3 separate regions of the Homo sapiens genome follow, and regions 1 and 3 are each linked to region 2. Evidence: chromatin loops called from intact Hi-C (ENCODE). Cell type or tissue: PC-9. All regions are shown on one strand. Each heading gives the region's core, and the rest is flanking DNA. Links, peaks and the distances in the headings are about the cores only. Region 1 holds the start of TTLL1-AS1 (TTLL1 antisense RNA 1). Region 2 holds the start of LOC101927393 (a long non-coding RNA gene). Region 3 overlaps CYB5R3 (cytochrome b5 reductase 3).

Evidence for each region. Peaks named below come from ENCODE experiments on the same cell type or tissue, not always from the same donor. Only the 100,000 strongest peaks of a DNase experiment are listed, where the experiment ranks them.
Region 1: a loop joins it to region 2, with 21 times the contacts of the local background. A loop is called at or near these places in 58 of 110 quality-filtered maps.
Region 3: it touches region 2 in a loop (13-fold over the local background); 10 of 110 quality-filtered maps call a loop at or near these places.

What each region holds. Positions count from the first base shown.
Region 1 is chr22:43,028,485-43,038,595 of GRCh38, reverse strand. It overlaps TTLL1-AS1 (TTLL1 antisense RNA 1), which reads right to left and starts at 11. Exons shown (of 3, transcript NR_125362.1): 1 at 1-11. RefSeq lists an enhancer at 4,048-4,549. In PC-9, for the core only: CTCF peaks have their summits at 4,279 and 4,480; a DNase peak (open chromatin) is centred at 4,585.
Region 2 is chr22:42,863,190-42,873,300 of GRCh38, reverse strand. It overlaps PACSIN2 (protein kinase C and casein kinase substrate in neurons 2), which reads left to right. Exons shown (of 11, transcript NM_001184970.3): 11 at 1,832-3,528. The coding sequence ends at 1,944. LOC101927393 (a long non-coding RNA gene) reads right to left here and starts at 1,887. Exons shown (of 3, transcript XR_001755575.2): 1 at 1,798-1,887; 2 at 1,216-1,316; 3 at 1-809. In PC-9, for the core only: a CTCF peak has its summit at 5,413 (motif pointing left); a DNase peak (open chromatin) is centred at 5,340; H3K27ac peaks cover 3,060 bases.
Region 3 is chr22:42,616,424-42,626,534 of GRCh38, reverse strand. CYB5R3 (cytochrome b5 reductase 3) reads left to right here. Exons shown (of 9, transcript NM_000398.7): 8 at 2,647-2,746; 9 at 6,590-8,695. The coding sequence ends at 6,762. Among named protein-coding and RNA genes, the nearest start is that of RNU12, 6.2 kb to the right of the region's middle. RefSeq lists enhancers at 2,388-2,942, 4,760-4,849. In PC-9, for the core only: CTCF peaks have their summits at 4,627 and 4,831 (motif pointing left); no DNase peak of the experiment used is centred there; H3K27ac peaks cover 718 bases.

The DNA of each region.
Region 1 (10,111 bases), core at 686-8,685, 170 kb before region 2:
CTGTTGTAAATGGAACTAGATGAGCACAGACAGGTCCGGCTGTGTGCCTTTTATGACGTCAGCAGCTGGGTTTGCTACAGGGAAGCGCCGTGGGCAGCCAGGAGCTGTGGGAGGAGCGATGGCTGCGGGACAGGCTGCGCGAGCGTGGTTGTTCCCATGCAGTCTCCCGGTAGCCCGGTGACTTACAGGAGTGTATGGAGAGGACCTGAGTTGGTGGGTAGATGGACAGATGCATTTGAGTAATAACTCATGAGTTACAGTGCTGTTCTTAGGAAGGGTCTTTTTTTTTTTTTTTTTTTTTGAGGTGGAGTTTCACTCTTGACACCCAGGCTGGAGTGCAATGGCACAATCTAGGCTCACTGCAACCTCCACCTCCTGGGTTCAGGCGATTCTCATGGCTCAGCCTCCCAAAGAGGTGGGCTTACAGGCGCCTGCCACCACGCCCAACTAATTTTTGTATTTTTAGTGGAGACGGGGTTTCACCATGTTGGCCAGGCTGGTCTCGAACTCCTGACCTCAGGTGATCCTCCCGCCTCCGCCTCCCAAAGTGCTGAAATTACAGGCGTGAGCCACTGCGCCCGGCCAGGAAGGGCCTTTTACTCATGGTCGTATTAACACGTATTTGCTGAAGTTTCACTCGCTGTCTTGAGTTTATCTTTAAAGCTTGCCACCTGTTTTTGTTGCAATGCTAGTAACAGGAGTTTGTTCTCCCAAATGGCACCAAGGGTATGTCCTTCAGATAAGGGTCTTAACTGACTTGCCCAGGCTCTCTCAGTGCCCATGCATGGACGTGTGTCAAGTGTACATGCCATATTGTGTGTGTGTATATGAGTACATATATTTAATGATGTTTCACTGCCAATTAGGGAAAAATAGGTCTTTTCAACACAAATGGTACTTGGCTGGACTCCAAATAAACTACAATTGGTGGGCTTTTCAGCCATTCCTTCTTCGTGATCTTATTGGTATGTGTGTTGTGTGTGTTCCCTGGTGTTTAAGTTTTGTTTTGTTTTGTTTTGTTTTTGAGACAGAGTCTCGCTCTGTCGCCCAGCAGGCTGGAGTGCAGTGGCGCAACCTCAGCTCACTGCAATCTCTGCCTCCCGGGTTGAAGTGATTCTCGTGCCTCAGCTTCCCAAGTAGCTGGGATTACAGGTGTACACCACCATGCCCGGCTAATTTTTGTATTTTTAGTAGAGATGGGGCTTCACCATGTTGGCTAGGCTGGTCTCAAACTCCCAGCCTTAGGTGATCCGCCTGCCTCAGCCTTCCAGAGTGCTGGGAATACAGGTGTGAGCCACTGCGCCCAGCCGTGGGGTTTAGTTTTAATGTGTTTGCTGTTGATGGCGGGTGTGGGATGGAGATCCCCGAGTCAGACTTGGCCTTGTGGCCTGGCTCTGCTGTTTATTAGCTGTTTCCCAAGCCTGTCCCTGGGGTCGTTGCACCTTTGTTTCCCACTGTATAAAATGGGGAGTTCTGTGGCCGGGCGCAGTGGCTCATGCCTGTAATCCCAGCACTTTGGGAGGCCGAGGAGGGTGGATCATCTGAGGTCAGGAGTTCGAGACCAGCTTGGCCAACATGGTGAAACCTCATCTCTACTAAAAATACAAAAATTAGCCTGGAGGCTGAGGCAGGAGAATCGCTTGAACCCAGGAGGCGGAGGTTGCGGAGAGCCGAGATGGCGCCATTACACTCAAGCCTGGGCAATAAGAGCGAAACTCCGTCTCAAAAAAAAAAAGGGGGGGAGTTCTGTTTGCCTCAGAAACAACCAGTACCACCGCACAGGGACCCTGCCCGCACGCCTTGCTGGCTCTGGCGAGCCCTCTTACCTCCCAGGAGGGGGTGTCCTCTGCACAGCTGGCGGCTCCACCTCGGCTCCTACACGCAGAAGTGAAAGACACCCCGTTAACTGTTCCCAGCTCTTCCACCGGTTTTTACAACCCGGTTCTCAGTTACATTGTGTTGTTTTTGCCTCCCTCTGGGAGAAGGGTGGAGTCCCTGGTTGGGAACGTTGGCCTCTGAGGCTCCGGGGCCACGCAGTCCTAATGGAAGAGTCACACCAAGTGGTTAGTTTGCTGGTGACCCAGTTGCTAGGTGAGAGTGAGGCTCTGCTAAGTGGATTTATGTCATATAGTGACTGTCTCATTAATGATTTAGTGATGTCATGTTCTGGGCAGATGTTTCCTCTGAGCACTTCCAGGACACGGGTGGGAAGGGTGCGGTGTTGGCAGCAGGCCTCGGGAGGCTGTCGGGCCAGGAACAGCCCCATTCAGCGCTAGGCTGGGGCTAAGCAGTGAGCCCTGCTGGGAGCTGTCCGGGAGCCGTTGCTGTTTTCTTGTCAGCCCCCACACACTTGATGGGGTGGGTCCCAGGCCAGAGGGTTGCATCCTGTGGTCGTTTTCACCAAGTTTGATAGGCTTGGTTTTCCCAATATAAACCCATCCTCGACTGGGCACAGTAGCTCACGCCTGTAGTCCCAGCACTTTGGGAGGCTGAGGTGGGTGGATCACCTGAGGTCAGGAGTTTGAGACCAGCCTGGCCAACAAGGTGAAACCCCGTCTCTACTAAAAATACAAACATTAGCTGGGCTTGGTGGTTCATGCCTGTAATCCCACCTACTTGGGAGGCTGAGGCGGAAGAATCACTTGAACCCAGGAGGCGGAGGTTGCAGTGAGCCGAGATCGCACCATTGCACTCCAGCCTGGACAACTGAGCAAGACTCCATCTCAAACAAAAGAAAACCACCATCCTTCACCTCCTTTGCACACGGGCTGCTCCCCGGGTATTAGTGAGGGCCTGGTGACAACCTTCTCACTGTCTCCCTTCTCCTCCTCCGCCTCCCACCTGGGCTGCCATGGAGACCCCATCAGTCTGGACCCGCATCTGGTTGCGCTCCACCAGCTGCTAGGACTTTCCTCACAGGGGGCCATTTCCCCTCCACACAGTGGTTCTTCAGGGTGCTCCATAAAGCCTCCTATGCTTGCCACCCATTGGCCTGTTGGCTCACACTGCCACACACCATGTCCACCAGTGCCAAACACACGCAGCTCCTCTCTGAGTGCCCCCAGGGGCCAGCGCACTCTCCACCCTCCCCTCTGGAGCCATTCCCAGCTGTGCTGCGGCCGCCTGGCCCTCTCCCCGCAGCAGCCCTGCAGCCCCTGTGGTCTGGGGAGGCCAAGGTCTCCTGCAGGGCCCTGCCTGCTGGTAACGGCACAGCGACTGGGGCTGCTCAGCGACTGGGCACCCTCAGGCTGTTTGTGTGTCCCCTAATGTGAACTGTGCCCCAGTGGAGGGCCCTGGGGCACGTGAGGACCCTTTGTGAGCAGGTGGGAGCACATCCACTTTTGATTCCAGTCTCTCATTGTGGAAGACGAGGGATTTTGATCTTCACTGATTTGCCCCAGCCTGAACCATATTAGATCTCACATCCTGTGAACAATGGCGGCCTCCTGCTTTTGTCCTGAGAAGCATTCGGAGCGCTCCTCCAGTGACAGATGCAAACCCACCTTGCTTATGCTCCTGCCCGGCCGCTGGCGCTCTGTCAGCAGGAACAAGTCTAGGGGCCCATGGCGTTCCCTCAGGCCCAGGCCCACCCTGCCTGCCACTTGGCCAACATTCCCCCACAATTCCAGTTTAACTCACCTAATCTCCCCTCCCCTTCCCACCCCTCCCCTCCCCCCTCCCCTCCCCCCTTTCTTTCCTTTTTTTTTTTTTTTTTTTTTTTTTTTAGACAGAGTCTCACTCTGTTGCCCAGGCTAGTGGCACAATCTCGGCTCACAGCAACCTTTGCCTCCTGGGTTCAAGTCATTCTCATGCCTCAACCTCCCAAGAAGTAGCTGGGATTACAGGCATGCGCCACCATGCCCGGCTAGTTTTGTTTTGTTTTGTTTTGAGACGGAGTCTCACTCTGACACCCAGGCTGGAGTGCAGTGGCGTGAGCTCAGCTCACTGCAAGCTCCGCCTCCCAGGTTCATGCCATTCTCCTGCCTCAGCCTCCCGAGTAGCTGGGACTACAGGCGCCCGCCACCACGCCCGGCTAATTTTTTGTATTTTTAGTAGAGACGGGGTTTCTCTACTAAACATGTCTACATCCTGACGTGTTAGCCAGGATAGTCTTGATCTCCTGACCTTGTGATCCGCCTGCCTCAGCCTCCCAAAGTGCCGGGATTACAGGCATCAGCCACCGTGCCTGGCCTAGTTTTGTATTTTTAGTAGAGATGGGGTTTCACTATGTTGGCCAGGCTGGTCTTGAACTCCAGACCTCAAGTGATCCGCCAGCCTCCATCTCCCAAAGTGCTGGGATTACAGGCATGAGCTACCGTGCCCGGCTTCCAGCCAAATGTTTTTGAGTGATGGCATCAGTGTTCTTAGAGATGTGCCTCTCTAAGGATGACGGAGCTGGTGAGAGGCTAGAGGGAGATCTGGCAGTGCAGGCCACAATGTGAACTCAGGCGGTGCCCTAGGGACGGGAGGAGGGGAGTTGTGCACAGGGAGCCTGCACACCGGGTGGAAGGGGATCTGCAGAGACGAGCAGTTCTCAGTGGCCCAGTAGGGGGCGTGTGTTAAACGGGGTTTGAGCCCTGAATGTAGAAGGAGGTAAACTGCAAAGCTGCAGTAACAAACGTGCTTTTCAGAAGCTGTTCAGAAAGGCCACGCTACTCATGGTTATGAATAATGCTGCCTCGAGGCCATGGCTGAATAGCAAGAACGTCACCAGGCAGCTTCCCTTCCTGCATCTTGTACTGGTTAAAATGAAATCAGAACTTTTTGTTTTTTTGGGACGGAGTCTTGCTCTGTTGCCCAGGCTGGAGTGCAATGGCGTAATCTTGGTTCACTGCAACCTCCACCTCCCAGGTTCCAGTGATTCTCCTGTCTCAGCTGGGATTACAGGCGCCCGCCACCATGCCCAGCTAATTTTTGTATTTTTAGTAGAGATGGGGTTTCACCATCTTGGCCAGGCTGGTCTTGAACTCCTGACCTGGTGGTCCACCCACCTTGGCCTCCCAAAGTGCTGGGATTACAGGCGTGAGCCACCACGTCCAGCCTGATAGCTCTTTTTTTTTTGAGACAGGGTCTGGCTCTGTCATCCAGGCTGGAGCGCAGTGGTATGATCACAGCTCACTGCAGCCTTGACCTCCTGGGGTGATCCTCCCACCTCAGCCTCCCAAGCAGCTGGGATTACAGGTGCATGCTACCACACCCTGCTGATTTTTATTTATTTTATTTTATTTTGTTTTTTGAAACAGAGTCTCATTCTGTCACCCAGGCTGGAGTGCAGTGGTGTGGTCTCGGCTCACTGCAACTTCTGCCTTCTGGGTTCAGTCGATTCTCCCACCTCAGCCTCCTAAGTAGTTGAGATTACAGGCACATGCCACCACGTGCGGCTAACTTTTGTATTTTTAGTAGTGACAGGGTTTCACTATGTTGGCCAGGCTGGTCTCAAACTCCTGACCTTGTGCTCCACCTGCCTCGGCCTCCCAGGGTGCTGGGATTACAGGCATGAGCCACCGTGCCTGGCTGCTAATTTTTTATTTTTTTGTAGCGACAGGGTCTCACCATGTTACCCAGGCTGGTCTTGAACTCTTGGCCTCAAGCAATTGGCCTGCCTTGGCCTCCCAAAGTGCTGGGATTACAAACGTGAACCACTGCTCCCCTGAAGTAGTATCTCATTATGGTTTTGATTTGCATTTTTTCTGACAGCTGATGATGTTGAGTATCTTTTCATGTGCTTATTGGCCATTCGTATGCCTTCCTGGGAGAAACTGTTTTGATTTATTTATTTATTTTTTTCTTGAGACAGGGTCTTACTCCATCACCTAGGCTGGAGTGCAGTGGCACAATCACAGCTCCCTACAGCCTCAACCTCCCAGGCTCAGGCGATCCTCCCACTTCAGCCTCCTGAGCAGCTAGAACTACAGGCATGTGCCACCATGCCCAGCTAATTTTTTGTATTTTTTGTAGAGATGGGGTTTTGCCATGTTGCCCAGGCTGGTTTCAAACTCCTGGGCACGGCTGGGTGCGGTGGCTCACGCCTGTAATCCCAGCACTTTGGGAGGCCGAGGCAGATGGATCATGAAATCAAGACCATCCTGGCTAACACGGTGAAACCCCGTCTCTACTAAAAATACAAAAAATTAGCCGGGTATGGTGGCAGGCGCCTGTAGTCCCAGCTACTTGGGAGGCTGAGGCAGGAGAATGGTGTGAACCCGGGAGGCAGAGCTTGCAGTGAGCTGAGATCACGCCACTGCACTCCAGCCTGGGTGACAGAGCGAGACTCCATCTCAAAAAAAAAAAAAAAAAAGAAAAACTCCTGGGCTCACATGATCCGCCCACCTTGGCCCCCCAAAGGATTACAGGCAGGGGCCACTATGCCCAGCCGCATTTTTAAAGGGGTGATTTTTGTACTGCTCATAGGAAATCATGACTCCTCTCTAATTCTGTGGTAGAAGGCATCATTGCCTCTTCTATAAAGCCTTTCCTGGTGACTCTAGTCTCCAATGGTCTCTCCTTTCTCTTACATTTTATTATTATTTTAAAAAATATTAGAGATGGGGGTCTTGTTATGTTGCATAGGGTGGTCTGGAACTCCTGGGCTCCAGGGATCCTCCCATCTCAGCCTCCTGAAGTGCTGGGATTACAGGCATGAGTCACCACGCCCAGCCTCTCTTGCATTTTAAAGCATAAATCAGATTCTATCAGAGCCCTAATGCCCTCCAAAAGCCTCCCCTGGAACATAAATAAAATCAAGTTCCTCGCCTCTCTGGCCTCCCCCTCCACCCCCTCCCTTCTGCCCTTGCTGGTTTTGCTGGAGACACAGCAATCTTCAAGCGTCATGCCCCTCCCTGCCTCAGGGCCTTTGCATGGCAGGCCCCTCTACTAGAATTCTCCTCCCCCATCTCTGCAGGCCTGGCTCTTTTCATCACTTGGAGCAGCCTATCCTGTCTGCCACCTTCCCAGAGAGGCTCTCCTTTTTTTTTTTTTTGAGACTGAGTCTCATTCTGTCACCCAGGCTGGAGTGCAGTGACATGATCTTGGCTCACTGCAACCTCTGCCTGCCGGGTTCAAGCAATTCTCCTGTTTCAGCCTCCTGAGTAGCTGGGATTACAGGCACTCACCACCATGCCTGACTAATTTTAGTATTTCTAGTAGAAACGGGGTTTTACCATGTTGGTCAGGCTGGTCTCGAACTCCTGACCTCAGGTGCTCCACCTGCCCTCAGCCTCCCAAAGTGCTGGGATTACAGGCGTGAGCCACCATGCCCGGTCCCAGAGAGGCTCTCCTGGTGATCCCTCTAGCCCCACTTTATTACCACCTTCTTCCGTTTTCTCCAAAGCACTCATATCCCTGAGATGATCCGGGTCAGGCATGTGCCTCTGTGCTTTCTCCCCGGCACAGCCTCCAGCTCCGCGTGCCTCTGCCTGGCCCCAGCCTGACACATGCGTGCAGCACTGATACGTGATGGCCGAACGACTGTGGGAACCAGGCCGTCTACTCATTTGGGATGGTCCTTGTCCTCCTGCTGTGTCGCTCTTATTGCCTGGGTCTTTGCTATCCACCCCCAGGCTGAGATAAGGAGGAACTGGAGGGCAAGGGCCGAGATCTGTCCTCCACTCCCAGGCAACGCTGGTCATTTGTCGAAGCATTTATGGACAATGTCAGAGCAGCAAAAATGGAGGGAGAGCAGCAGGCGGGCGAGGGATGATTGGGAAATCAAAGACATTTAGTCTTAAGAGGGATGATTTAGGTGTAACACAAAGGAGTTCAGGGACTGTTAGGTGATGAGGGGCAATTCGTGATGTGCATGTGTTTCTGGGGGCCGAGGTGAGGAGCAGAGCACAGAAGGAATGGGTGAGGGGCGCTGTTTCCACAGAGGGAGGGAGTGCTGGAGACAGGGAAGCCCCTTTGGCCTTTTGGGGTCTTTCCAGCACAGCCGCAGAAATCACACTCAGACAGGTGTAGGTGAAGGGCTCAATTACACTCACGGGCCCCAGAGAGGAAGGCCAGCCCCCATGTAGGGGGCTGGATGGGAGGAGCCCACAGGGAGCAGGCCCACCTAGCAGGTTCGGGGCCAAGAGAGCTTGAGGGCCTGAGGACCCACAGGCAAGTGCCTTTCCTGGGGGGTCAGGGCGGGGGGCACTAGCCAGAGACGTGAGCAGATCTCACTGGTGTGTTTCAAAGTGACTGGGTGACCCTCAGGGGAAGGCTGGAAGGGAACCTGGAGCAGGGACCAGGCTTATTCCACGGGGCTGCCTGGCTGCCAGGGTGGGGTGCTCTCAGCCTGTGTGTGGGCATGTTGAGGTGTCAGGGCAATAGGAAGGGTTAAAAATGGGCTAATCTCTTGCTGGGCACGGTGGCTGACGCCTGTAATCCTAGCACTTTGGGAGGCCGAGGTGGGCGGATCACGAGGTCAGGAGATAGAGACCATCCTGGCTAACATGATGAAACCCCGTCTCTACTAAAAATACGAAAAAATTAGCCGGGCGTGGAGGTGTGTGCCTGTAGTTCCAGCTGCTGGGGGTGCTGAGGCAGGAGAATGGCGTGAACCCGGGAGTCGGAGCTTGCAGTAAGCCAAGATCGCGCCACTGCACTCCAGCCTGGGCGACAGAGCAAGACTCCATCTCAAAAAAAAAAAAAAAAAGGCTAATCTCGGCCGGGCGCGGTGGCTCATGCCTATAATCCCAACATTTTGGGGGGCCGAGGCAGGTGGATCACCTGAGGTTAGGAGTACAAGAAGAGCCTGACCAAGATGGAGAAACCCCGTCTCTACTAAAAATACAAAACTAGTCAGGCGTGGTGCTGCATGCCTGTATCCCAGCTACTCGGGAGGCTGAGGCAGGAGACTCGCTTGAACCCAGGAGGCAGAGGTTGTGGTGAGCCAGGATCACACCATTGAATTCCAGCCTGGGCAACAAGAGCGAAACTCCGTCTCAAAAAAAAAAAAAAAAAAAAGGGCTAATCTCGAACTCCTGGACTCAAGCGAATCCTCCCACCTCAACCTCCCAACGTGCTGAGATTACAGGCATGAGCCACCATGCTTAGCCGAGTGTTAGGGGCCAGGGGATGTCTCCATTAGCGTTGCCTGGGTATAGAGTGGTCCATCTTGTGAGGTAATGAGTCTCCTGTCAAGGGCAAGTTCAAGCAGAGGGCAGATTCCCCCAGGGGTGCATAGAAGGGACACATGGAAAAGATGTCCTTTCTGCCTCTGAGTGCCCTCAGCTGAAGGTATGTGCTGCACTGACCCAGCTTTCAGGGGAGACCCAGATTTTGCTCTGGGACTTCTGGGATGGGGAAAGAGCCACTTCAGGGGCAGGGAGGAAAGACAGCACCAGCCTGGGAACTGAACGGCATGGAGAAGCCAGGGCGAGGACAGGCCAAGCTCCGTGGCCCTGAGAAGGAATTTCTGCTCACTTGTTGCTTTGTTGAATGTTTCTCCCCCGGCCGGGCGCGGTGGCTCACGCCTGTAATCCCAGCACTTTGGGAGGCCAAGGCGGGCGGATCACGAGGTCAGGAGATCGAGACCATCCCGGCTAAAACGGTGAAACCCCGTCTCTACTAAAAATACAAAAAAAATTAGCCGGGCTTAGTGGCGGGCGCCTGTAGTCCCAGCTACTTGGGAGGCTGAGGCAGGAGAATGGCGTGAACCCGGGAGGCGGAGCTTGCAGTGAGCCGAGATCCCGCCACTGCACTCCAGCCTGGGCAGGAGCTTGTCATCACAGTCCCCTCAGTAGCCCCAGTGTGCAGAATGGTGCTGGACACCTCCAGCTAAAAAGCCTGGGCTCTGTAATTAGGAGTCCGTGGAGGCGCTCCCTGCCCACCTACTGGCTGTGTGAGCTCAGGTTGGCTCCTTCACCTCTCTGAGTCTATTTCCTTACAGATGGTGACATGAGAGTAATGGCTATTCCTACCTCCCAGGTGGCTGAGCTTGTGCACCTGTGCCTGGGTCTGGTTGCTTTCCTGCTATTGTTAGCCGCCATGAAGGCATACCTGCTGTTGGGTGCTGCCCCTCCCCTCCCATGGTTCCCCGGGCAGGCAGTTTTCAGACCCTGCCCACCACCTGCCGGCTTGTGGAGAACAGCCCAGCTGGTAGAGCTGGAACATGGGCCAGTGCCAAGGG
Region 2 (10,111 bases), core at 1,474-9,473:
TGGTTTATTTGTTTATAATTTCTAACTCCTTTTCAATCCTGCCTATTGGGTTTGACAGTAATTTTGTAGATTTAAAATGTTTCTTCCAGATCCAAGTAAATTGTCAAAAGCAAACTGATTGAAATGAACCTTCTAATCACCAGTTCACATTTGCACAATGTGAAAGCTTTCCTGTCCGTTCTATTTTCTGTGTTATCCTGCTTTTTAACAATGCAAAATTAGCTCCCAGCCAGTGTGGCTTGACTTACGTCTCTTGCGGTGTTCTGGCTGTTTGCCACATGGTAGTGTGGGGTTACAGGCCTCATCCTAGCCTCGGTAGCCTGGATCCAGGCCTGTGAGAGCACAGCAACCAATGAAGGCAGGACAAAAGAAACGCCAGGGGCCCGAGGCACGAAGCGGTGGAAAGAGATGGTGGTTCATCGTGGCTGCTGCCCTGTGGCCCCTGCATCTGCTCCTGATGCCTCTGGGTTAGATCTGCAGGCGCACTGGTCTGGCAGAAGCGGCACGACAGTGGGAGGCTGAGCCAGTGCTTACGCATGTCCCACCCTCCCAGGGTTCTTTAGTGTCTTAACACTTAATCTTCACAGTACCCCCAGTCCACAGATGAGGGCCACAGGCCCAGGGAGTGGACGCAGTTGGTCCAGGTCTCCCAGCCAGTGAGTGATGGCTGTGGGATTTGAGCCCAGGCAGTCCGGGGAGCACTGGAAGCCCCAGGTATTAGCTCCGCAGGCATGTTGACCAGCATTGCTGCCATACAAAATCCAAAGCATCAGGGAAATGCTAAACCAGGGGGAAAACTGCATCTAATTCTGAAAAATGGACCAAAAAATGCCAAAGAGAGTTACAAAACTTCAAACTTAGCAATAAAGGCAAAACAGCACTGGGACTATTTCTTTCCCACCAATTGCTTGCTCCTGACGAGGTCCGAGCCAGCAGGCCCAACTGGCCTTCCCTGCAGTGAGTTACCAACCAGAAGCACACAGGCCCCTGCCCACCCCTGGGCTCTGAGCTGCTCTGCTTCCCTAACCTGGCAAATGCCAGACCTGGGGCCCTACCCTAGTGCCACCTCCCCCTCACCACCCTAGTCTGCCTCCTTGAGACCAGGATCCATCAGTTCCTCTCATCTCTGTATCTCCTCTTCTACCCAAGGCCTGGCCAGAAGTAGGAGGTCCTTCAGGTTGGAACAACCAAAGATAAATGGAACCACGTTAATACATTAGAGCCACAGGGAGATTCCAGAACAGCGCCAGGGGCTCCTTCTCAGGGTCTCAGGAAGGGTTGACACATGGCACCGTGCACAAGTCATCAGCCAGGTGCTGGGGATAAAATGACAGGTATGACTGTCAGACATGGTCCCTTCCCCTCGCAGCCTGGAAGTTGCAGAGGAGAGGGATTAGCAAAGGCAGAGAGACCCCAGAGACAGCTGCTGGGAGCAAGGCGGCCGGGGCCCTGGGGAGGGGACAGAAGAGGCCCAACGTGAGGGAGGGGCACAACCGAGGGACGATTCCTGCCACCTGGCCAGGGTGGTGAGGAAGGCACAGCCCTATGGAGCTGGATGCCGCAGTCTCAGTGGGAGCCACTGTGGCAGCTGAGAGCAGCTTGTTCCAAATTACTGTGTGAGACTGTCATCTCTAGGTCTGTCAGAGGCCCATGACCAAAGAGGCAACTTAAAATGCATGCATTTAGTAGAGAAATGACCAGGCCCTCGGCCTGCCCGCCACAGAATGCCTGGCCCTCCACCCTCTGTGGGCTCAAAGCTCGTGAATGCGGCTCTGTAGCCCACCGTCGGTGTCATACCTCTCATGGAGACGGCTCCCTCTTTGTCTTGCAGGGGATGAGCTGACCAAGATGGAGGACGAGGATGAGCAGGGCTGGTGCAAGGGACGCTTGGACAACGGGCAAGTTGGCCTATACCCGGCAAATTATGTGGAGGCGATCCAGTGATGAGTCGGGGACAGGCCAGCGGGGGGACGGAGGCGGCGGGCCCAGGAGCCTCAGCCAGCCACGTGGGCATCCACTCCTTTTCCTGCAAGAGATGATGGTTCCATTGCTCTTGGCTTCATGGTGTTCCTGGAAGGCAGATGAGCTGGTCATTTCGCCTGGGACTCGGCACCTTTCCGAGTGCAGCTGGAGGGATCTGAGCGCAGGAAGACGCAGAACAACAGAAATAGCCGCCCCTCCCCGCCCACTGTGCCTGTTGGCCTATCATAGATCTCTATGTTCTTGACTTTGTCTCTCCTTTCCGAGTCAATGGTGGGTTACACTGATCTTGTTCCACTGATTACTCTCTCTGACGAGTCCATCACCTGCAACTTAAATGAACAAGCTTACATCCCATTTTGAGTGAAGATTTTGAGGTTTTTAATTTAAAGGCTGTGTACAGTTATACTTTTTTATACACCTGTTCATTTCTACTTAAATTATGGCACAGATTGATGCGCACCAGTCTTGAGGAAACGATCTCCCTATTCCCTTACCCTGTTACTCAGCCACGCCGTGTGTAGGCTTAGCCTCAGGTGGCAGATGTTTGAGGAAAGGAATTATGCCAGGAAGGTGGGACCGGGTTATGGTCGGGTTTCTATTGGGAATGCTCTTTGTGCTTTTGGGCATCTGAATGGAAGCTTTACATAGAACCTTAGGTAGAACTCCCCCAAATCGCCATATTTAAAAATTATTTTCACTCTATTCTTGCTTAAAACTGTACTCTTTTGCAAATTAACAATTTTATCACTGATTCAGAGTTAAAAAGAAGACTAACTTTTCAAGCAAATGCATCTGTAAAGATGCTTTAGATTAGACTGTCATGTCTCAGTGTCTATCTGTATATATTATTTGATATTCAGAGAATCTAAAGCACTCGTCTACTGTTTTAATGAGATTTAACAGCTTTTAACAGTGAGTTTCGTTTGTAAACTGCTTGAAGTCTGTGGCATTCAGGCACACGTCTGGCTGGCCGGCTGGGTCTCCTCCCGGGCTCAGTGGGCCTGGGGCCTCTCTGACGTGGTGCCTGCTGGAGGGAGGCTCGTCGTCACCAGCTGACTGCTGGTCCGGCTTCTGACCGGCCTTTGTCCTGGCTCCGTAGCAGAACACTGTAAAAGTGCCCGCGTCTTTGCAGTAGTTGCAGATTTCAGTCGTCGTGTTACTTGTGCACAAACAGAAGCTGGGTCTTACCCGCAGCACGAGTGTCTCGGGCTGCCCGGAGTCGCCCGGGAGCAGGTGCTGCAGCCAGAGTTACGCGGGGGCCACGCGGGCCGGCGGGGGTGGGGGGAACGTGGGGGAACCTGTGTTTCACGTGACTCAGCAGTGCCCGCCGCCGTCACCAGCTATGCATTCACTCCGTTTCCAGTGAGCAGATGTCTTGCTTGGAAAGTGGACCTGTGTCTGTGTCTGTCCTGAGAACTTACCAGCAGAAATCCTCATTTCTGTGCTACGGATTTACCAAAAATTGTCAAGTCTTTTTCAGTTTAACAGTTCCTTTACATGTGTAGTATTTGAGGAAAAAAATCAATAAACAGTTGATCTCGTGCATATGGAAGTCCCTTCGCCATCATCTGTCTTCATGCCCACTTCACTTGGCGGGGGTGGCCTCCCTGGGGCTTACTAGCTTTGGAGCTGGGCAAGATCCAGGGCACAGGACCCCTGCCCAAAAGGCCACGGCCCACTGCCCCTGCCAAACTGGAGGTTGGGGATTTGAGGCACCTGAGCCCCTTGGGGTTCCCTTCTCCCCGAGACCTGCTGCTGTTTGACCTGGGCTTCCACATGGTGCGGGCATCGGCTGGCGCCTCTCTATTGCCCCAGCCCAAACAGCAGGACAAGACTGACATCACCCATAACTCTCCTATGAGCACATTTTCCTGAGCACCTACTGTGTGCTCTCCACTTTTTACTTACATTATCTGCGTCTCCAAACATCTCCACAGGGTATGGGCAAGTCTCCCCATTTCCATTCTACCGAGGAGGAAACAGAGGCTCCAAGAGCCAGCCAGGGTTTCTTGAGGAGTCTCAGCCAGCCCAAAGCACTGAGCGAAATCCCTGAGGAACCACCCCCTCCCTCGCTGGAGAAACTGAGGAGGGAGGAGGCTTGGACTGGCTTGAAGACAGGAGAGAAGCAAGACGTGAGGGCGGCTGTGGCCACGCTCACCGAGCCCTGGGAAGGCTGCCCAGAAAAGCACGCCAGCTGGGCATGGGGCCTCACAGAGCACCTGGGAGGAGCAAGGCAGGCAGCTGCCCCTGCAGTGTGGCTTTGTCCCAGCTCAGCAAGGGTATGGGACAGATCCTTGTCACGCAGCCTCCTTGTCTGAGGGGTGGCGGGTCCCCTGCTCCCAGCTTCTGAGGAGTTGGAGCCCTACAGCGCAGGGCGGACACCCGGCTCGGCCCACAGCCCCAGGCTGCAGAGAAACAGGCAGAACGGGGTTGGGAGGGAAGGTGGGGGGTCAGAAGCAGGCTCCTGGTGCCAGTGGCCTCAGTCACTGCCCAAACACCATGGCAAGACCACGGTCCCCGCTGAGCTGGATGAAGCAACCTCCACTCTGAGGCTGGATCACACGGCCCCCCCCGTGAGAGATCTGGCAGGGCCTCTAACTGCCCATCTTCCCTCTCCTGCCCTGCCCTCAGGGGCCAGCTTGGAAACTTCAGCTTGTCTCTAGGCCTCAGTTTCCCCAAGTAGAAGTGATACTTTTCCAGTTGGAGAGTTAGAGCAAGAAGAAAAGGTGGCCTGGGCAACATAGTGAGACCTTGTCTCTACAAAAAGTTTAAAAATTGGTCGAGTGTGGTGGTGCATGCATCTAGTCCCAACTACTTGGGAGACTGAGGCAGGAGGATTGCTTGAGCCCAGGAATTTGAGGCTGCAGTGAGCCATGATTGCACCACTGCACTCCAGCCTGGACGACAGAGCTCTCGAGACAGTCTCAAAAAAAGAAAAAGGCCGGGCACGGTCGCTCACACCTGTAATCCCAGCACTTTGGGAGGCCGAGGCGGGTGGATCACGAGGTCAGGAGATCGAGACAATCCTGGCTAACACGATGAAACCCCGTCTCTACTAAAAATACAAAAAATTAGCTGGGCGTGGTGCCTGGCACCTGTAGTCCCAGCTACTCAGGAGGCTGAGGCAGGAGAATGGCATGAACCCGGGAGGTGGAGCTTGCAGTGAGCCGAGATCGCGCCACTGCACTCCAGCCTGGGTGACAGAGCAAGACTCCATCTCAAAAAAAAAAAAAAAAAGAAAAACGCCACAGGCACTCAGGAGCTGGTCATTGTCACGATTATGAGTGACACCATAGGCAGGGGCCCAGGGTTCTCTGCTGTCCATGGCTGCCCTTCGCTCCTCCCACAGCCACCACCCTGGATCAGTGCTGCCACCAACTGTCCACACCTCTTCGGGTCCCCAAGGCCCCTGAGTTGACACTAGGGGGAGTGTTAGCCCCAGAGCCCTCTCCTGGGCCAAAGCTACCTGGAGCTCAGGACAGGGGTATTTCATCATCTCTCTCCATCCTTCCCACAACCCAGAAATGTCGGGAGGGTGAGCAAGTGCTGCCAAGTGACCGGAGTAGGGATCTGGCTTTGCTGCAGCCTGAGCTAAAACTGGGCCTTCGGAGGTCCCTGCAGATGGAGAACAGGGCTGACCTCTGCTCTGGGCTCTGATGCCAGATCCTGGTCCACTCAGAAGCATGTAGTGAAGGCCCGACTGGGCAGCCTGGGCTGTGTCAAGGCCTCAGGCACTGGATAGGCCTGGAGGGAACCCGCTCACAAGCCATCGGGATAGGGATGGGGGAGGTTGGGAAGGACTTGTGTGGACCACCTGACCAACCCCCTCATAGTTCATGGGGAAACAGGACAAGTGAGAGGAAGCAGTGACTTCGCCGTGGGCACAGACCATGTGGTTTGGGAAGCTGAGCAAGGCCTGACCCCTGAGTGGCCCAACCTGGTGAGGGATCAGCTGGCTCTCCTTATGTATCCATTGTGCAGTCATTCATTCACCATGCATCTATTGAGCACATACTGTGTGTGAGACTCAGCGGTGCCAGGACAAACATGAAGAGAAGCCAATCTTGCCCTTGGGAAACTCTGGTAGGCTCAGAGAAGGACCTGTGTTATTCTGACACCATGATGGGACAGCCAGAGACAAAGGGCCAGAGTTGTCTTCTGAGAATGTGTGTGCTGGGTTTCAGAAGTCTCAGGCCTCCCAACCCAGGCTCCAAGGCCTCAGAGATCAGAGCACTGCTCAGTCCTTGAGCCGTTCCCCAACTTCCTGTAGGAAGTGTCCCTGAGTCCCCACCTGGGCAGGAGGCTGGACCACAGACAAACGGAAAATGCCTGAGCTTCATTTGCTGAAAAGTAGGGATGACTGGCGGGCACAGTGGCTCATGCCTGTAATCCCAGCAGTTTGGGAGGCTGAGGCGGGTGGATCACCTGAGATCAGGAGTTCGAGACCAGCCTGGCCAACATGGTAAAACCCTGTTTCTACTAAAAATACAAAAAATTAGCCGGGCATGGTGGTGGGCACCTGTAATCACAGCTACTTGGGAGGCTGAGGCAGGAGAATCGTGTGAACCCGGGAGGCGGGGGTTACAGTAAGTCAAGATTGCACCACTGCACTCCAGTCTGGGAAATAAGAGCAAAACTCTGTCTCAAAACAATGACAACAAAAAAACAGGGGTGATGAAGTGAGGATAACTTAAGGGGTGCTCAGAAGCCAAAGACCCTGCCAGGTGGGCACCCCAGCCTGTGGGTGCCCTGTAAGCTTTCCTTCCCCCACCCCTTTTCACAGTCCAAGGTCTCCCCAGAGTGGTGGCTGTCCGCTCTGCTCCCCTCCCTTGTCCACCCTTCCTGAAGCCTCCTCTGAGGCAGGGAAGGTCTGCGCCCCTCCCCAGCCCTTCCACAGACACCTGTGGAAGACAAAGGCCACTCTCTGGGCCTCGGTTTTCCGAATAAATGGGCTGCATCTCTGTGGCCCCTGTGGTGGCAGCAAGCAGAGGGGCCCTCAGGCCAGGACGGAGTCAGCTCCAGGTGCCAGCCAGTGAAAAGAACCAGGGTCAGGATGGAGGTGGCTCCACCACACCTGGGAGGATGTGCCCAAACTGAGCTAAATCTGGCCTCGCCTGCAGTTGAGGTACGAGGCTCATTTCTGGCCAGGCATGACCACCACCAGGCACAGGGTCGGAGGAACCACAGTGCTCATCCTCCCTCTAGCCTGGGTATGTGGCACTAAACCAAAAAGAAAAAAGAAAACGCAACAAATCTGGGACTATCCTATGAAACCCAGATTATATTGTTCTAGGCATCTACAAATCCTTTGTGGAAAGGGCTAGGAAAGGAAGGAAGGAAGAAAGAAATGAACTAAATAAGTGATGTCACTCTTAGGGGAAAGGATACCAGCACCAACGGCCAGTGGACCAAAACTCAGACGCCAGAGGAATACTAGGTGCTAGACCTCCCGAAGGTTGCAGAAACCCAGAGCGCCTTAGGGTTAGGGTTAGGGTTAGGGTTAGGGTACGAGGACCTAAAAGACCCTGAGCTCAACAGCATTCGGATCACCAAGGCAGCCGCCTCAGGGCATGTGAACTACATACAGTCACTGGCCGCTTCTGGGCAAAGACAGCCAGGTGGCCCTGCCACTTTATGGTATTTTCCAATAGGAATCTTAATTATTTTTTCCTGATTGTAAAAGGAACAAAGGCTCAGATGAAAATTTGGAAATTTAGTAAAGGTATTCAGAAAAACATTAGTTATCTGTGATCCTGACTTCCAGAGGTTACATTGCTAACATTGGGGTGTATTTTTTTCTGGTATTTTTCCTAACATATATGCACATGTGCCATTTTCTTTTTTTCTTTTCTTTTCTTGAGGTGGAATTTCACTCTCGTTGCCCAAGGCTGGAGTGCAATGGCACAATCTCGGCTCCCTGTGCCCCCCACCTCTCAGGTTCAACAATTCTCCTGCCTCAGCCTCCCGAGTAGCTGGGATTACAGGTGTGAGCCACCACGCCCAGCCACATGTGCTGTTTTCTTGTCGTCATCATCATCATCAATGTGTGTATGTGTCTTACAAAATTGGGATCGTACTGTAAATATAGTTTCGTTCTCCTGCCATTTGATCATGAGCATTTTCTCATGTCCCTAAATATACTTCAATTAAAAATAAACACCAGACATAGTGGCTCATACGTGTAATGCCAGCACTTTGGGAGGCCGAGGTGGGAGGATCACTTGAGCCCAGGAGTTCTAATCCAGCTTGGGTAACACAGGGACACCCTGTCTCTACCAAAAATAAAAAAAAAATTAGCCAGGCATGGTAGCACACACCTGTAGTTCCAGCTACTCAGGAGGCTGAGGTGGGAGGATCACTATAGCCTGAGAGGTCAAGGCTGCCGTGAGCCATGATTGCACCACTGCACTCCCGCCTGGGAAACAGAGCAAGACCCTGTCTCAAAAAAAGAAGTGAAAGAAGTAGAGGAGGTGGAAGGAGCAACAGGAAAGGCTGGCACACTCAAGTGTAACTTTTATTGAAAAAAATCTGGCTGGGCATGGTGGGTCATACCTGTAATCCCAGCACTTTGGGAGGCCGAGGTGGGAGGATGAGGTCAGGAGTTGGAGACCAGCCTAGCCAACATGGTGAAACCCCGTCTCTACTAAAAATACAAAAATTAGCCAGGCATGGTGGCACACACCTGTAATCCCAGCTACTTGGGAGGCTGAGGCAGGAGAATTGCTTGAACCTGGGAGGTAGAGGTTGCAGTGAGCTGAGATCGTGCTACCACACTCCAGCCTGGGTGACAGAGCAAGACTCCATCTCAGAAAAAAAAAAGAAAAAAATCCACATGTAAGTGGACCCATGTAGTTCAAGCTCAAGTTGTTCATGCGTGAAGTGTACTGTTTAGTGGCCGAATGATACTCATGCTGTAAGTCCCATGTTGCTGAGCATTTGCTTTGTTTCCCATTTTTCTCAGTTCTTAAGGTATAATTTATGTATATACTTTTTTTGTTGTTGTTGAGATGGAGTCTCCCTCTGTTGCCCAGGCTGGAGTACAGTGATGCCATCTTGGCTCACTGCAACCTCTGCCTCCTGGGTTCAAGCGATTCTCCTGCCTCAGCCTCTTGAGTAGCTGGGACTACAGGCACCCACCACCATGCCCAGCTAATTTTTGTATTTTTAGTAGAGGGGGGTTTCACCATGTTGGTCAGACTGGTCTCGAACTCCTGACCTCATGATCCACCCACCTCAGCCTCCCAAAATGCTGGGATTACAAGCGTGAGCCACTGCGCCAGGCCAAAAACACTCCTTTTAGTGTACAGTTCTTGAAGTTTTGATGAATGTATACAGTTATGTAATGTACTAGTCCATTCTCATGCTGCCACAAAGAACTTGCTCAAGACTGGGTAATTTATAAAGGAAAAAGGTTTAATTGACTCACACATCTGCATGGCTGGGGAAGCCTCAGGAAACTTATAATCATAGCAGAAGGGGCAGCAAACACATCCTTCTTCACATGGCAGCAGGAAAGAGACATGCTGAGCAAAGGGGGGAAAACCCCTTATAAAACCATAAGAACTCATGAGAATTTACTCACTATCATGAGAACAGCATGGGGGTAACTGCCCCCATGATTCAGTTACCTCCCACCAGGTTCCTTTCCTGACACATGAGGATTATGGGAACTACAATTCAAGATGAGATTTGAGTGGGACACAGCCAAACCGTATCACATAACCATCACCACAATCAAGATATAGAACTCTTCCGTCACCTCCCCAACACGTGGATTTTTGTTGTCAACCCCTCCTTACACCCCCAGTCCCTAGAAACCACTTAGATGTTTTCTGTTTCTACCTTTTCCAGAATGCCATAAGAATGGAACCGTGCAATATGTAGCCTTGTCTTTTTTCACTTCCCATGACTCATCTGACATTCATCTGTGTGGTTTCATATGTCAGTATTTTGTTTCTTCTTCTTCCTTCTTCTTTCTTCTTCTTCTTTTTTTTTTTTTTTTTTTTTTGAAACGGAGTCTCGCTCTGTTGCCCAGGCTGGAGTGCAGTGGCGTGATCTTGGCTCACTGCAAGCTCCGCCTCCCGGGTTCATGCCATTCTCCTGCCTCAGCCTCCCGAGTAGCTGGGAC
Region 3 (10,111 bases), core at 1,320-9,319, 250 kb after region 2:
GAGAGGGCAGCAGTGAGACTTGGTGGTGCTGGTTCAGAGTCTGTGGAGGCCGTCAGACCGTCTGTCACCTGTACAGGCCATCTTTGCAGCTGGTAGCGAGGGCAGTGTGGTCGCCTCATCTCATACCTCCGAACACAGGCTCCGGGAGGGGCTTGACTGTGCATGTCTCGTGGGAAGTGCTGAAACCAGGATGCAAACCAGGGTTTTATTTATTTATTTATTTTGATACAAAGTCTCGCTCTTGTCCCTCAGGCTGGAGTGCAATGGCACAATCCTGGCTCACTGCAACCTCCGCCTCCCGGGTTCAAGTGATTCTCCTGCCTCAGCCTCCCGAGTAGCTGGGATTACAGGATGTGTGCCACCATGCCCGGCTAATTTTTATATTTTTAGTAGAGATGGGGTTTTACCATGTTGGCCAGGCTGGTCTCGAACTCCTGACCTCAGGTGATCCACCCGCCTCAGCCTCCCAAAGTGTTGGGATTACAGGCGTGAGCCACAGTACCCAGCCTATTTTTATTTTTAAAAAACTATTTTAGAAAACATCATTCTGTTTTACGTTTTTGCAAACCTTGGAATGTCTGGCTTCATAGGACAGCTAGATTCCTGTGTTTGTTTCTACATCCCATCTGTGTGATGTTGCCAGTCACGCAGCCTCTGGAAAGTGGCCCCATCTACTGAGAGAGGAAGAGTGAAAAATACCAGTGTCTCAGTATTATATGAAAACCATTTGGCCTCAGGGATCCTCTCCAGGGTCCCAACCCCAGGGGTCCCCATGCTACACTCCGAGAACCGTGCCAGTCGGGTCATTGCTGCTCGTTTCCTCTCCTACCTTCCTCCGTGACCTCAGTGCCTGGTTTTGAGCTGGGAGCCCCCTACCCTCGAGTAGCAGCCCCCCAAGGTTCCATCCCTCTGTTCATCTGTCAGGTGGGTCGCGGCGGTGGCCACCTCAAAGGATGGTGGTGAGGATTAAAGCATGAGACACACTTTAGCTCAGAGAGGAAGACATAACTTTTTTTAAAAAAATTGAGACGGAATTTCACTCTTATTGCCCAGGCTGGAGTGCAATGGCGTGAATCTCGGCTCACTGCAACCTCCGCCTCCCGGGTTCAAGCGATTGTCCTGCCTCAGCTACCTGAGTAGCTGCGATTACAGGTGCCCGCCACCACATCCAGCTAATTCTTTATATTTTTAGTAGAGACGGGGTTTCACCATGTTGGCCAGGCTGGTCTCGAACTCATGAGCTCAAGTGATCCACCCACCTCAGCCTCCCAAAGTGCTGAGATTACAGGCATGAGCCACCATGCCTGGCCTAAAAAGAAAGTTACACATAGTTAATAGAAAAAGAAAAGTGAAAAGATGCACACAAAAATCCTAACAGTCATTATTTCTGAAGGGTTTCAGGTACTTTTTCTTCCATATTTTCTGTATTTTTTTCCTTGAGTTCATCTAGCCCAAAGCCTGTCCCTGTCCCTGTCCTCACCCCATTAGGGCAGAAAGGGCCCTCAGCCTCCCACCCTCAGAAACTGGAAAAACTGTTCAACACCCCGTGTTCCCTGGGATGTGTTGAGGCTTATGCCCCTCACACAGCTCATCTGCTGGAGGGGAGCACCAAGGAGCTGGTGATTCCCGTATTCAGGCACCCTTGGGCTACGCGGAGGGTGGGTGCAGTTCCCCAGCCCTGGGAACAGAGGAGTCACGTCTGTGGCTGCCTCCTGGGGAGAGTCCACCCCGCCCTTGCCCAGCCTGGGAGCTCAGTAGCGATTTGTTAGTGGGCAGCCCTTTCTGGGTGGCAGCGCTCTTTGGCCCCTGGTTTCTTTGAGTTCCCTGAGGTCAGGGACACTGCACACTGACCTAAGGAGCCCCTTCTGTCCCTGTGTGACCTGCAAACGCTGGGCAGCAGCCTGTGATGTGATCAGAGGTGGAACGGGGGTGGGGGGCGGGGAGTCGGGTGGGGGATTCAGGGGGAGATCCCTGATAGCCCCTGGAGGGTCCAGGAAGCTTTCCTGGAAGGGATGACGCTGGACTGAGTTCTGTAGGGCTCTGTGACAGCCGGGTGGGGGTGGGGGAGCCGCAGGCCAGCCAGGAGGATGGGTGTGGGCAAGGCCCGAGGGGGCCAGGTTGGGTGGGGAGTGGTGTCTGTACTTCCTGGTTTCTGGAGGTACAACCTGAATGAGATCCCAGAACGCAAAAAGACTTGCCGGAGGGCTGAGGGTGCAAATCCTGAGCCTTCTCACGGGGCCATTGCTTATTGTATGTGTTACACCCGCTCCCGGGCTGACCCCCTGGAGTATCTTGGCACATTTCCCGTCTCTTCCCTTTTTGCTGTCGCGCAGCTTGGCCGCCTTTAGTTTTTTCCATTTTTCCCACTCTCGGGACATCGAGCCCATTTCCTCACAACAGCAGAAGCAGTTGACACACTGAGTTTCTAGCGAACGCCTTCGCCCCTTCAGCAGCAGCTTTGAGGGGCTCCTTAGGCTAGACAAGGAGAGAGGGGTGCCAGGGTGATCTCTGGCCGAGTCCCCTCCTGAAAGCTCCGCAAGCGTGTGGCCCGCAGGCGGGCGCGATGACGAGGCGCGTCTCTGTTGAGTGTCTCCAGGGGCAGTCTGCCACCCATCCTTCCTGACTGCCTGGCCCTGTCCCCTGCAGACCGAGAAGGACATCCTGCTGCGACCTGAGCTGGAGGAACTCAGGAACAAACATTCTGCACGCTTCAAGCTCTGGTACACGCTGGACAGAGCCCCTGAAGGTGAGTGAGGGAGGCCCCTCACTGGGTGGGTGGGAGGTGCCAGCCCACAGTTCACCTTTGCCCAGCTGTTTGTGGCGTTGAGCCTTTGGACGACATCTGGCACTCACTATGGCCCTGTGGGAGGCAGGTGGTGTGGCCCCGTCTCACAGATGAGGAACAAGGGCTCACTGAAGCCACACAGCCGGAAACCACCACAGCCCGGCCTGAAACCCAGGTCCTCGCCTCCAGAGGCAGAGTCCTTTCCCGGGCGCACTGCACTGCCCAGCTGGGCAGAGAAGGCCAGCGTCCCCTCCCTGGGCGGGGCTCACTTCGGGGCAAGTCTCGGGGCAGCGGTGGCGGCTGCTGCTTCCACATCCCAGCGTGCATACTCTCAGGTGCTGCCGAGTTACACCAAGGCCATCTTCTCTCCCATTGTCAGCCCTGGGGAGTGGGCTGGGCCGACGTTGGGGTTACCCTTGTTCCACCTGTCCAGTGGCTGAGCTGCTTGCCAAGGGAGTTGTGGGAGAGCCAAGCTGGAGGCAGCGAGTGAGGGCCGCCCCACCTCCACCACTTGCAGTGAGGTTGCCTCTGGGAGTTAAAGCGCCCTTCCCTTTTCGGCTTCAGATAGAGATGTAGGTATAAGTAATATCTCAATTTCTTCTTTGCTGTAAGAAAAGCAGAGCTCAGCCTTCCCCAGGAAACATTCTGGTGATGTTTAGCTTCAGGGCTGAGAGACTAGGGAGTGGCGGCAACTGCGGTAAATTGGAGCGCATCTGCCTGGTCCGGAGGACACAGCCCCATCCGCCGTGGGCAATCCCGCTGTGGAGTATAGCCCTGTGTGGCCAGGGCCTCTGCTTTTCAAGAGAAGCTGGGGACCTGCATTTTCTGGGAAATTTCTAAGTGTTGGAAGCACCATTTTTGAATACCCGTGTGAGCACCAGTTTGGGGTCTCATGTCCTGCCATCTGCCCCTGCTTTGCCTCCGGCACCTCCTACGGCCCCACAGTTTCCTCAGGACTAATCCATGGTGGGGGGCGCACACCCTCTGCTGATGATCCATGTCAGGGGGTGCATGCCCTCTACTGATGAGGGAGCTCTGTCCACACCACCCTCTGCTCCTCCCAGAAAGGAGCACATGGGCTCTGGGACTTGCACCACCTGGCTAGCACCTAGGAGCTGGGTCACCTGGGCCCATCCCTGAGGGAGCAGCCGCCCTTCTCAGATGACCAGCTTGGGTTCCAGGCCTCCAGGCTGAGAGACCCAGGCCTGGAGGGGGTGGTGGATGTGTGGGTTGTCACCGTGTCCGGCCTCTGGCTGGACCTGCTGTCCTGGGTCAGCCCACCCCCTCCAGGTCGGCTGCTCCACCTGGTATGCTCAGGAAGCCAACCTGACCCCGCAGCTGACCTTCCAGTGGGGGAGGCAGAGGACTAATGGGAGCAGGTTTCTTAGTAAATTATAGCGCGGTTATGGTGGCGGGGTTCCTGTGATGTGGGGGGCCAAGCAGAGCCAGGCAGCGGCTGGAGCGGAGGTCAGCCAGGGCACTGGCTCTGGGAGTCTAGCTGCTGTTTCTCTTCTACTAACGAAAGGAGCAGGCCGGGCGCGGTGGCTCACGTCTGTAATCCCAGCACTTTGGGAGGCCGAGGCAGGCAGATCATGAGGTCAAGAGATCGAGACCATCCTGGCCAACATGGTGAAACTCTGTCTCTACTAAAAATACAAAAATTAGCTGGGCGTGTGTCGCGTGCCTGTAGTCCCAGCTACTCGGAGGCTGAGGCAGGAGAATGGCTTGAACCCGGGAGGCAGAGGTTGCAATGAGCCGAGATGGTGCCACTGCACTCCAGCCTGGCGATAGAGCGAGACTCCGTCTCAAAGAAAAGAGCGTTTTATCCTGTACCCATGTGTCAGTCTAAAGGGAGGAAGTGATAGGCTGCTTTGCTCCTTTCTGACTGCAGTTTCTAATGGCATGGGCGGGGCCAGCTTGCTGCGAGGCAGGGTTTAGCCCCATCCCAATTCCAGATGAGTGATCCAGATCCCTGGTGCGTGCAGGAGCCCCTGCCCTGTGGCCAGAGCGAGGCCTGGTCCCCCAGGGAGGGGCCAGTGCTGACCCCTGGTGGCAACAGGCAGCAGCACCTGCACCACCACCACGGGACAGTTACCTGCCAATGAGAGGAATAGTTGGGTGATCTCCTAGCATTTTTCGTGTACATTTGTTGCCACTGTGACCCACAATTCAAGATTAGTTGAGGTACTGCTGTAGCATTAAATGTAAGCTGAAATTCCAGAGGTTGAGAAAGAAAGTGGTAACAGGCCAGTCTGGCTGTACCGTAGCTAAGCGAAGGATGAGGAGAGCCCCAAGGACTCCAGGCAGGGGCAGTGAGTATTTCCCCCACAGAGCCACTTTCAGGACAGGTACAGGGAAAAATACATTAAGCCATGCACGGTGGCATGCACCTGTAGTCCCAGCTATTCAAAGCTAAGGCAAGAGGATCACATGAGCCCAGGAGCTCCAGGCTGGAGGGCATTATGATCACACCTGTGAATAGCCACTGCCTGCCAGCTGGGGCAACATAGCCAATTCCTGTCTCTTAAAAACACACACACACACACACACACACACACACACACACTAAAAAGAAATCGCTGTGAAATTGAAAGGTGTCTTACATACCTGCACATTTTGTACACTAGCAGTTTATGCCCATGCAGTTTTTACAAGGTACTTTCAGATCCACTTCAGATCCATTGCCCAGCTATAAAACTATTTTCTGTGCCTCGCCTTGTTCCAGAGGGATTTTAGGAGGCTTACAAAGACTCATCTGGTGAGTCAGAGTGGCACAAATGGAAAGTGGGAGTGAAAGAAAAACAAGTGCAGGGCTATAAAATGAATGGAATCAGTACTGGGATTTGTACAAAAACGGACTATAATGTACGCTTGCTGTGAATGGGCCACACGTATCACTCCAGGCTTCCCAGCAGCCAAGGTGAAAAGGGAAATGTGGTCAGTGACTTAGCTCATGGAGTCCATGAGATAAAGAGGACCCCCTTGCTCAGCACAGTAGACTCTTCCTGGTTCCAGGGCAAGCGGGACTGCTTTGGCCCCTCCCCGTCAGGACCTTCACAGCGTGGAGTGTATGCTGTAAACTTGGGCCATCTAGGCAGGGTGTCTGTGTCAGCCAGTGCCAGCCCTCCTGGCCTGAGGCTTCAGCAGCTTTTCTCTTGGTGTTGAGGGCTGTGGGGTGGTTGTTTCTGGTTACTAAGGATAGAGACCAGCCATATCATCGTGGGCGCTCAGGGCTCGAGGGGGCAGGACACACAGCTGTGGATGAGACTCAGTTCCTCATGGGCCGACATTCTTGGGGAGTCACAGTGGGCTCATGGAGGTGGGGGCAGTTAGAGACTGTCACCCTGAGCAGCCTGGGGCAGAGCACCAGCCTGGGGACCTCTGGATCCTGGAAGGTACATCTCAGTCGTGTCCCTGCCTCATTGTGTGATCTTGAGCAACTCAACTCTGGGTCCTCTGGGCCTCAGTTGCCACATCTGTAAAATGGGATTCATATTCCCCGCCCTGTCCACCCACTGGGTTGTTCCAAGGGACACCCCGGAGGCCAAATGGAAGCAAAAGGCTTTGCAAACTGTAAAGTGCAGTCAGGGGAACCATGATGGGCTTTGTACACTGGTTTCAGGCTGCAGGGCCTGAGGCCATAGGCTTGAGTCAGGGTTGGGGGCAGGGGGTCCTGGTGACAGTTTGCTGGGATCAGCCTCTCCATTCTTCAGCATTTAAGGAATTCACCGCCTAGGGTTGGTCGGTCAGCAGGTTGGTGACCACACAGCCACACGTCAGCTTACCTGGTCTCTCACCCCACAGCCTGGGACTACGGCCAGGGCTTCGTGAATGAGGAGATGATCCGGGACCACCTTCCACCCCCAGAGGAGGAGCCGCTGGTGCTGATGTGTGGCCCCCCACCCATGATCCAGTACGCCTGCCTTCCCAACCTGGACCACGTGGGCCACCCCACGGAGCGCTGCTTCGTCTTCTGAGGGCCGGGCACGGTCACACGGCCACCCGCCCCGCGCACCCCACGCCCTGTTCACGCTCACCCAGTCACCTCCCCACATCGCACACTGGGGCCCCGGGTTCAGCCTGGCCTGCCCGTGCCCTGGTGAATCACCTGGCTGAGCAGTTCCCCTGGAGCCCCTTCGGGAGCAGGGCTGTGTCCCAGATGGGCCACGGCTGAGCCTTCAGAGTACGTCCTGCCTGGCACTTACTGGTCCTTACCAGAGACGCCCAGCCCCATCCCTGTCCTCATGACCCCTCGTCCACCCCCCACACACACTATAAGGCTGAGGGCTGCCAGCAGCCCCGTCTGCCCACCATTCCCGGCCGTGGACCATAGTCGGGATGTCAGCAGACACACATGGGCAGCCCAAAGCTGCAGGTGCCAGGGCCCACCCCAGCCTCGCCTGTCACCCCCACTCCCGCCTCAGGGCCAGGCCCAGGCCTCACCACCTGACGCTGCATGAGACATTGACACCAGAAAGCCCTCTTGGGGGCACTGCTCCCTACCCCAGGGCCCTGGCCAGCCGGGAGCTTGGCTCTCCTCTGGCTAGAGTGGGAAGAGGGGGCTGGCCATGGGGCCCTCCCAGAACCTCAGCATTTCCTTCCAGCCCATCCAAACACTGAGGCAGCCTTGGGGAACCCCGAGCTGGGGGGTTGGCAGCCCACTGCACCGCCTCAGGGTTTTGGGGTCCTGGGCTGGGGCCACCATCCCTGATGGCAGAACTCCCACAACCACATGTATTTATTCCTCTGTCCTAAACCGTCCCCTCCTTCCCTCACCCCCAGCACAGGGGGATTCTGAGCAGTGCCTCTTGTCTGAGGGACATATCAGTGACCTCGACGTTGCCTTTAGACTACAGTTGTGTTAGCCTCTTGCGTATTGGCTTTTTCAGAGTCATTTATGAGCAGAAAAAAAAAAAGTAAAACTTTGCTAATATTAACCCTTCTCTAGCTCCTCGAGGGTCTGTGACCTGCAACACAAGGGGTGGGGTCAGGAAAGGGCTGGGGAAGACCTAGCATTTTTTTTTTCTTTTTTTTTTTTTTTTGAGACGGAGTCTCCCTTTGTCACCCAGGCTGGAGTGGCATGATCTCAGCTCACTACAACCTCCACCTCTCGGGTTCAAGCGATTCTCCTGCCTCAGCCTCCCGAGTAGCTGGGACTAAAAGTGCCCACCACCACACCCAGCTAGTTTTTGTATTTTTTTTTTTTTTTTTTTGAGACGGAGTCTCGCTCTGTCGCCCAGGCTGGAGTGCAGTGGCGGGATCTCGGCTCACTGCAAGCTCCGCCTCCCGGGTTCACGCCATTCTCCTGCCTCAGCCTCCCAAGTAGCTGGGACTACAGGCGCCCGCCACTACGCCCGGCTAATTTTTTGTATTTTTAGTAGAGACGGGGTTTCACCGTTTTAGCCGGGATGGTCTCGATCTCCTGACCTCGTGATCCGCCCGCCTCGGCCTCCCAAAGTGCTGGGATTACAGGCGTGAGCCACTGCGCCCGGCTCCAGCATTTATTTCTGATGTATCTTTGTGGTAGAAAATTTGGAAAGTGCAGAGAAGTATACACAGGAAGAAAAATTCCCAACCCCCAGAGGCAAACCAGCTGAAACCACGCAACCCCAGTCACCCCAATGCACCGCGAGGCTGCTGCCTCCTGTCAGGGTCAGATGAGCCTCGAGGCTCAGGAAAGTCAGAGGATGCCATCTGCATGGTGGTAAATTACAGAGGTGATGAGGCAAGGTGGGTGTGGGGCTGTTCTTAAAACGGGGCAGCAGGAAGGCCCCAAGGAGATGGATTTGGGCTGGGACGGGAAGAGAGAGCTGGCCATGCTGGGGTGGGTGGGTGTTCAAATGGTGGAAACAGCAGACGCAAAGGCCCTGCCGTTGGAACCAGCTTGTGGAATAAACTTTCAGAAACAGATCGAAGAAGATAGGTGGCTGGAAGGGGCAGCAACGATGAGGCTGGAGAGGGAGGCGGGGCTAGGCTGGTGCTCCGGAGACTTGCTGGGTGGCCCTAGGAGCACAGTGAGGCCAGTGTGGCTGGAGGGGAGTGGGGAAGAAGAGGGGACGGGGCAGGTTCACAGGAAGGAGGGCCCAAGACCAACCTAGGGGACTAGGAGAGCCCTGTCTCCTCTCACTTCGCATTTTCCATTCTGTCTCTGGCCACCTCACTACCTACAGTGGCAGGAAAAGGAATCTCAGACCCAAAATGGCCTTCACACTGTGGCGGGGGACTGCTAGCAATGGACACGCGTTAGGTTTCATCCTCATTTCTGTCCCTGTCTGAGGCTGAAAGGCACAGGATTTGAACACAGGCCTGCCTGAGCCCACAAGAGGCTGCCTCCTGGGAAAGGGGACGTGGGAAAAGGGGATCAATTGGACCCGATTCCCACCCTCTCCAGGTCTGTTTCCCCATTCAGAAAATGGGAGAGGGCTCTAAGGCAGCGATTCTCCATACAGACTCGACACCTTTATTTATTATTTTTGGGACGGAGTCTCGCTCTGTCTCCCAGGCTGGAGTGCAGTGACATGATCTTGGCTCCCTGCAGCCTCTGCCTCCCAGGTTCAAGCGGTTCTATTGCCTCAGTCTCCGGAATACCTGGGGATTACAGGCGTGCACCACCACACCGGCTAATTTGTTTGTATTTTTAGTAGAGATGGGGTTTCACCATGTTGGTCAGACTGGTCTGAAACTCCTGACCTCAGGTGACCCACCCTCCTCGGCCTCCCAAAGTGCTGGGATCACAGGTGTGAGCCACCATGCCTGGCCAACACCTTTAAAATAACAGTTGTAACGGGCCCTTTACGCTGCAGAATTCACAGGCAGTATCACCTACCTATACGAAGAATTTTAAAAATCAACACAGCTCTAAATGAGTTGTAAAAGAACAAGAAAGGAGGCCGGGTGCTGTGTCTCATGCTTGTAATCCCAGCACTTTGGGAGGCCGAAGCAGGTGGATCACCTGAGGTCAGGAGTTCGAGACCAGCCTGGCCAACATTGTGAAACCCCCGTCTCTACTAAAAATACAAAAATTAGCCGGGCGTGGTGGCGTGCGCCTGTAATCCCAGCTACTCGGGTGGCTGAGACAGGAGAATCGCTTGAACCCGGGAGGCGGAGGCTGTGGTGAGCTGAGATTGTGCCACTGCACTCCAGCCTGGGCGACAGAGCGAGACACCGTCTCAAAAATAAAAATAAAATTGTCCTCCGCATCTGCCCTACACTGCCCAGCTGACCCCACTGGCCAGCCTGTCCTCCTCCCACCTCTTGCGCGTTCCTCCTGGCACGCCTGGAAGGGAGGAAAGGCTTAATGGTCCCGTTCTATGGGTGAGGAAAAGA